Regions from separate parts of the Homo sapiens genome. Here region 1 is linked to region 2. Evidence: chromatin contacts called from ENCODE Hi-C or POLR2A ChIA-PET data. All regions are on one chromosome and are shown on one strand. The core of a region is the stretch at or near the end of the contact, and the rest is flanking DNA. Distances in the headings are between cores, read along the strand shown.

What was found. Hi-C counts contacts between places; a loop is a spot of excess contacts on that map. ChIA-PET counts read pairs that join two places held with the same protein, here RNA polymerase II (POLR2A). Pooled maps may share reads with other maps.
Region 1: POLR2A ChIA-PET joins it to region 2 with 12 read pairs in HEK293T. The contact joins the promoter of BOC here to the enhancer-like site in region 2. A Hi-C loop is called at or near these places in 1 of 168 maps with a recorded cell type or tissue (IMR-90) and 2 of 50 pooled maps. POLR2A ChIA-PET finds 5 or more read pairs at or near these places in 1 of 52 experiments (HEK293T).

The regions. Positions count from the first base shown.
Region 1 is chr3:113,210,159-113,213,733 of GRCh38, reverse strand. It overlaps BOC (BOC cell adhesion associated, oncogene regulated), which reads right to left and starts at 2,177. Exons shown (of 20, transcript NM_001378074.1): 1 at 1,718-2,177. LOC124909486 reads left to right here. Exons shown (of 2, transcript XM_047449436.1): 2 at 1,454-3,575. The coding sequence ends at 2,179. RefSeq lists an enhancer at 1,165-1,816.
Region 2 is chr3:113,083,293-113,087,083 of GRCh38, reverse strand. All of the region lies in intron 1 of NEPRO-AS1 (NEPRO antisense RNA 1), which reads right to left. The region is part of intron 1 of LOLI1 (lncRNA oncogene in liver cancer 1); the gene reads left to right. Among named protein-coding and RNA genes, the nearest start is that of LOLI1, 19 kb to the left of the region's middle. Within about 2 kb of position 2,048, at least 3 of the 41 ENCODE cell types and tissues checked have a DNase peak (open chromatin) inside an H3K27ac peak, as active enhancers do.

The DNA of each region.
Region 1 (3,575 bases), core at 928-3,427, 130 kb before region 2:
TTCAGATCACCACGAGAAGCTTCTGGGTCTCAATTATGAGACCATTAAAAAGTACCAATTATAAGACCTCAGAAATGTTTCTGGGAAACCTGTTACACACCTCAAAATGGCTAACCTCTTGCCTCAGATTTACTTTAAGTTCAGAAAACAGGTCACCCAGATGTATGGGCATCCTAGCCCCCACAAGCAGCCCAAGACTGTGGTTTAATATTTTCCATGCTGCCCTTAAGAAAACGAAGATTGATTTATTGGCTGTAACCAAAGGGATGAAAAAAACCATCACAGAGCTGGGCTGCCTGTTTAAGACCCAGTCGTGGAATAAATCAGAAATGTCTGCACACTGAAGTTTTAAAATGACATTCATCCAATGGTCAATGTGTACCGAGTTCTGGACAACAAAGAACTAGGTGACAAATGTGTGCTGGGCACAGTGCATCTGCAGGTGGCACAAGGGCCTGAAATCAAAATATAATCTTCACTCAGTCCACTCAAAGAGGTAACTCTGGGTCAAAAACTTAGGCGAACCCATTTGAACTTGCAGAGAAGGGATGAGGGGAGCAGCAGAACACCCCACCACACCCAAAAAGTGCCAGTTTGGGATTGCTGGTGTGTGGTTTCGGTATTCTTAGCTCTACTGCCACATCTCTGGAGGAGCACAACTCTGTTCCAAGCAACTCTGGCACTGCCACCCCCATCCCCAAAACAAAACTCTGCCAAACAAATCCCCGAGGCTCCATTAACTCCTTCAGGTCTGCCTGCCTCTCTCATCCCTCAGCATTCTCCCATCACCTGGAAAAGCAAATTAATACTGAACATCCTGAAAGTCAAGCAGGCCCTTCAACACCCCCATGAAAATTCTTCCTGGGTTCCCTGCCCTCCCCACAGCCCCGTCCCACTGGTTCCAGAGATTCATTTCCCACACCTTCTCACAGTTACATCAACAAAAACCCCAGGAGGACGCTGCTGGCGCGAACACGCACACACGCGCGCGCACACACGTACACGCACACACGAACTCTCTCTCTCACACACACACACACCTCTTTCACCTTTGCCCCAGCCCCTCAGACACCTCGGGCCACTCGGCTTCAGCCTCGCCCCTCTGCGCCAACAGCTAGGGATGCTTCCCTCAAGCTGCGTCGCTCCCGGTCCGCTGAGTTCCTCATTTTAGTGTTTTTCCTTTAGAAGACGCCAACTATGAGAAACCCTCACCCTCCAAAGAGGCCGAGTGCGTGTTGAGTGACTCTACGCATTTGCCGCCACGCCTCGGGTTCCCCCCACGGCCTGGAGCATGGGGCCGGGGCGCTGGTGTCAACCTTCGGTGGAAGTTTGGGAGGCTGGCTGGATCCTTCTTCCACCCGAGAAGCTTCTGGGAACCGCTGAGGCGAAACCACCATCGCCCGGCCAGACCGCTGCGGCAGGGAACGAGATGCGGCGCCCCTGGGCCCCGTAGCGGCTGCAGCCCCCGGGACCCCCGCTGCCCGCCTCGCCCCAACTTCTTCGCCCGGCGCCCGGCGCGCCCAGCCTCGGCCGCAGCTCCCAGCCCCGGGCGCCCGGCCGAGCGCTGGGACCCGGCTCCCGCCGCCGGCACGTCCCCCGGCAGCCACTCGCTGGCGCTGCCTCGGCCTGCGGCCGCCTCCCGCCCCCTCCTCTCCCCGAACCAACAGTAAACACAACTTTTTATGAAAAGAAAACAAACTTCAGCGACGTGACTCACCTCTGCTGCAGCCGGCGCCTGGGAAGGGCGAGCCGGGGCCCGGGGGCCAGCGTGGTGGGCGCGAGGGAGCCACACAGCGCCGCGCCGCACGGACACACAACACGCTCGGTGACACCGGGGACACACAACACGGGCGAGCGGCCGCGGCTGGAGCAACAAAGGAGCCGAGGACCGAGAAGTTGCGGGCCGGAGAGGGAGGGCGCGTGCGGGCGTGTTGTGGCTGTGGCGGGCGTGAGGGTGTGCGCGCCGTGTGTGCGCGTGTGTGTCTTTTCTGTGTGTGTTTGTGTGTCTCTGTGTGTGTGTCTGTGCGCGCGCGCGGCGGCTGACACCGGCGGGCCGGGGCTCAGGGTCCCCGCGGCAGAAAGCGGCGGCCGCGGGGGCGGCAGCAGGAGGACAACGCAGGGGACGCCGCGCCCAGCGCACCCGGTCCCTCCATATGGAAGAAGCTTTTTGGATGACTGAACTCGCAAACAATTCCTTCTTTTGCTTCTCCTGCCTAGGAGCCTCCCATTACCGTGCGAGGAGGAGGAGGAGGAGGGAGTGGAGGAGGCTGGGAGGAGGGGGAGGAGCAAAATGGAGCAAAGAAAAAGTCTTGGAAAGGAAGCTGGAAAAAGTCCCCCAAACTCTAGGGCAGTTTTCCCGTTAACACCCACTTTTTGCTGTGCCTCAGACCCGCGCTCTCCTCCAACTTCTTTTGCTTTCCCATACCAAAAGCACCATCTTCTCCCTTTTCCCCGAACCCAGGGGGCTCCCCTGAAGCCTTCACTTTCTCTTTAGCTTCACCTCGCACCCTTGCTCTTCCATGTACAATCCTTCCCTCCTTTCGCCTAGTCTCTTCCAAGACTTTCCTGACACCCACCTCTCAATGGTCTTCTTCTTCTGCAAGACAAACTGTTGGATAAATCATTAAAAGCAAACTCATCAGAAAATGGGACAGCGGCGGTGGAGAAAATGATAAGGAAACCAATCTCAGGGAAGCCTTAACGCAGCCTCCCCCGACCCCCTCGGTCGGTTGGGGAGGGTTTGCCGCGTCGTCCATTGACAGCGCCCTGACCTCCATTCATCATCCCAGGATGGAGCCAGGGAGGAATGGGGAGGGAGAGCTGGGGCTGGGGTTGGGGGCATGGGTTGGGGGTGCTAGTGGCCACGGAAAAGTTAGTTACCTATGCGTGTGTATGTGTACGCGCACGCGCGCGTGTGTGTTGGTCAGAAAACTTTCAGAGCTGTGGTTCTCAAACTTGATCTGCAGCAGGACTCCCTGGAAGGCTTGCTAAATCCCTTTGCTGGGCCCCACCTCCAGAGTTTCTGATTCAGTAGGTGGACCTGGGAATTTGCATTTCAAATAGGTTCCCAGGTGATGCTGATGCTGCAGGTCAGGGGCCACGTTTTAAAAACTACCTTTCCAGGGCAGTGAGAAGGCAAATGTTGAGTTGGTGGCAAATTGGATTCCCTTCTTATTTTTTAGGAATGAAGCACAGGTTGTGAGCGGTCATCCATTCCGTATCTTCATTGCAGCTGAGAAAACCAAGTCCCAGCAGGGCTAAGCCATTTGTTTAAAGTGAACTGGGAGTTTGTGCCAAGCTGGTGAGGAAGCTGTCCTGGAAATAAGACAGCCAGGCTAGTAGTAGGGTGAATGGGGGTGCTGCCTTCCCTGTGTGGCTGGACAGCTGCACTGGGAGTCAGGAAGCCACTGTGACTTTGGAAAGTCACTTAACTTTTCTGGGCCTCTGGGGGTTTTGTGTGTGTGTGTGTGTGTGTGTGTGTGTGTGTGTGTGTGTGTGTGTGTGTTTGTTTGTTTGTTTGTTTTTTGACAGAGTCTCACTCTGTCGCCCAGGCTAGAGTGTAGTGGTGCAATCTC
Region 2 (3,791 bases), core at 799-3,298:
GGTAGGGGTGTGTGTGTGTGTGTGTGTGTGTGTGTGTTGGGGGAGTAGCGTGGCTGTATAGTTAGAGTTGAAAATAAAAAGGCTCCCTCTATTGACTGCTGAAAGGCTGAGATAAAGAGAACCACATGGGACTCATTGTGAGAAATGAGACCTCAGAAGCTAGCCTCCTTTTTCCCATTATTGTGCTATTCTCCTCCTTCCCCCTACCCCTCCCACCTCAAATGTCCCCCAGCCCCCACCTCGCCCCACCTTCCCTTTCCCTTGCATAACCCAAAGGCCCTCTTTTCAAGCTCTCACTGCTGAGGCCCCCTCAACTGAGCCCGAGACCTCCATTCAGAGTCACTGGTTTGGGTAAAATCCCTTATTCACCCCCTCCACACCCCCATGCCCCATCAGCTGAGCCTCAGTTCAGACCTCACAAAACAAAACAAAACCAGCCCATATAATTGATGGTGGCTGCTGGAGGACCCCCCCTTCACTTTCCCCCAAGGGGCTCCTGCCCAGGCAGCTTCTATTCTCCACCATGCCCGCCCTCCCTGCCCCCAGCTCCTGCTGGATTTGTGTAGTTAACAAGTGCGCACTGTTATTATTGGGCCCCCTATCATATTTATCCCCTTTCAGATCTGATCTGCACTTTTGTCAGAGGCAACCGACGCATCTTTTGACATTTTAGCCTTTCTGTCTGCTGGGGGGTGGTGGCAATGGTGGCCACAGGGGCAGCCCCTGCATCTCCAACAGGGCAGGCGGTGCAGAAAGAAGGAGAGAACAAAACTTGAAACAAGGGGGACTGGAGAGGAGAGAGAAAAACATTGTAACTTGTTAGCAACCCAATGGCAAGAAGGCAAGGGGAGGAGGCACTAATGAGTTTGATGACAGTTGTGTTTAATAGAATTTTATTTGCCAGTGAGGCTGCAAGGTGGCTAACTTTGCTATTACACCTCAGCTAAACTCATTTTCACATGTCCACTAGATCCTAGGGAAAAGAGAAACAGAGTAGAGAAAGAGTGAAAAAGAGTGAAACCCAGAGAGATTCAGAGAGAAACAGCGACAAAGAGATAAATCAGAGAGGAAGGAAAAAGACTCTTATATTTTGGTGTTCTTAATGAAATGCATAATTGAAAGGGGTCAATAGATTTGGCAAAGATTTCTTGTGCCTTTTTAAAAATCTAATCTTAGGAAATTCACAGAAACCTCAATCTTTAATGATTAGTAAACTTCCCAGATTCTTTCATATACATTTCCATTAAGAATTTCGTGGTGGTGGGATTGAAGTAATGTCTAGAAGTGTTGTTCCGACTAAGGACTGCAGAGAGTGCTGAAATATCAATAGAGAAAAACTTAAATAAAACACAGTGGCCGGGCGCGGTGCCTCACACCTGTAATCCCAGAACTTTGGGAGGCCGAGGAGGGTGGATTGCGTGAAGTCAGGAGTTCGGGACCAGTCTGGCCAACATAGTGAAACCCTGACTCTACTAAAAATACAAAAAAATTAGCTGGCCATAAGTGCTGAAATATCAATGGGGAAGAACTTAAGTGCTGAAATATCAATGGAGAAGAACTTAAATAAAACACAGCAGCCGGGCGTGGTGGCTCACGCCTGTAATCCCAGCACTTTGGGAGGCTGAGGCGGGTGGATTGCCTGAGGTCAGGAGTTCGAGACCAGTCTGGCCAACATGGTGAAACCCCGACTCTACTAAAAATACAAAAAAATTAGCCAGGCATGGTGGTGTGCGCCTGTAATCCCAGCTACTTCGGAGGCTGAGGTGGAGGATTTGCTTGAACCAGGGAGGTGGAGGTTGCAGTGAGCTGAGATCACGCCACTGTACTCCAGCCTGGACGACAGAGCGAGATTCTGTCTCAAAAAAAAAAAAAAAAAAGAAACACAGCTAATTAATTTTCACTTGACCTCCCAGACAGTGGCACATTTATTCCAATTATACAGATGAGGAAGGAAGTTGAACAGCACTGTGATTTGCACAAGATCCAAGGTAGAGCAAAAGATCAAGAACATCTGCCTGTTGGGCCCAGAGCCAGCTCCTCAAAAAACCACAGCCTTCTTGTTTCACTATTATATTTCTAGGAAAGAATGTATTTATACTGATGTGGAAATCTGATCGACAAAATTCCAACATGCTCCTTTAGGAGAGATTGTGTGTCCAGAGAACATTAAGGGAAGAGATTAGCCAGTGAGATTAGTCATCTCCTGATTTGGTTTTCTTCCCTTATAAGACAAAAAGAGGAATCTCATTAAAAGGCTATGTAGAGGGAAACAATCCAAGTCTTCTCTGATCGTGTTCTTTTGCTTTTCTAAATAATGTGTTGTATTCATAAAAATCTTGCCCTTCCAAATTTCTGAAAGCATTTACGAACATTAATTAAGCTTCAGGATAGTGGTGAGTGGCATTTGTTATTACTCTCATCTTTCAGATAGAGAAACGGGTTTAGAGAAATTAAATCTCTAGTGCATGGTAACTCAGCACGATAGAATGAGGTATAGAATCCATCATGACTAGGTTGAAATCCACACACCTTTCTGTAAGATCAATGTCATGGAACATGTCTTTCAACAAAATTTCCAACAGCTTATGTTTATCTTAATGTTCAATCTTTCCTCTCTCTCGTCTCCTTATTGTGCAAACTTTAAAAGGTGCACATTGTAACTTTTTTTATTTTTTAAGAGATGAGGTCTTGCTCTGTTGCCCAGGAGGGAATGCAATGGCATAATCACAGCTCACTGCAAGCTCCAACTCCTGGGCTTAAGCAATCCTACTGCCTCAGCCTCCCGAGTAGTTAGGACTACAAGTGCATACCACCACGCCCAGCTAATCAAAAAAAATTTTGTAGGGACAGGGTCTTGCTATGTTGCCCAGGCTGGTCTTGAACTCCTTGCTTCAAGTGGTCCTCCCACCTTGGCCTCCCAACATGTTGGTATTACAGGGGTGAGCCACCACATCCAGGCCAAGGTGTTCTAATATATTAATTAGGCCAAGGTGATTAATAGTGCTGTTCAAATCATTTATGTCTTACTAATTTTTATCTAGTTCTATCAATTGCTGAGAGAAGTGTTAAAATCTCCCACTGTGACAGGCCAGGCAAGGTGGCTCATGCCTGTAATCCCAGCACTTTGGGAGGCCAAGGTGGGTGGATCACGAGGTCAGGAGATTGAGACCATCCTGGCTAACGCAGTGAAACCTTGTGTCTACTAAAAATATACAAAATTAGCCTGGTGTAGTGGCAGGCTCCTGTAGTCCCAGCTACTTGGGAGGCTGGGGCAGGAGAATGGCGTGAACCTGGGAGGCAGAGCTTGCAGTGGGCCGAGATTGCGCCACTGCACTCCAGCCTGGGCAATAGAGTGAGACTCCGTCTCAAAAAAAAAAAAAAAAAAGACAAACCATTACAAGTGCTGGCAAGCATATGGAGAAGAGATAATTCTTTTTTTTTTTTTAATTTTTATTTTATGTTCAGGGGTACATGTGCAAATTTGTTATATAGATAAATTGCATGTCATGAGGGTTTGGTGTAAAAGATTATTTCATCACAGAGATAATAAGCATAGTACTGGCCAGACGCAGTGGCTCGAGTCTGTAATCCCAGCACTTTGGCAGGCCGCGGCGAGTGGATCACCTGAGTTCAGGAGTTCAAGACTAGCCTGACCAACATGGTGAAACCTCGTCTCTACTAAAAAATACAAACATTAGCTGGGCGTGGTGGCGTGCTCCTGTAATCCCAGCTGCTTAAGAGGCTGAAGCAGGAGAATCACTTGAACCCAGGAGGCGCAGGTTCCAGTGAGC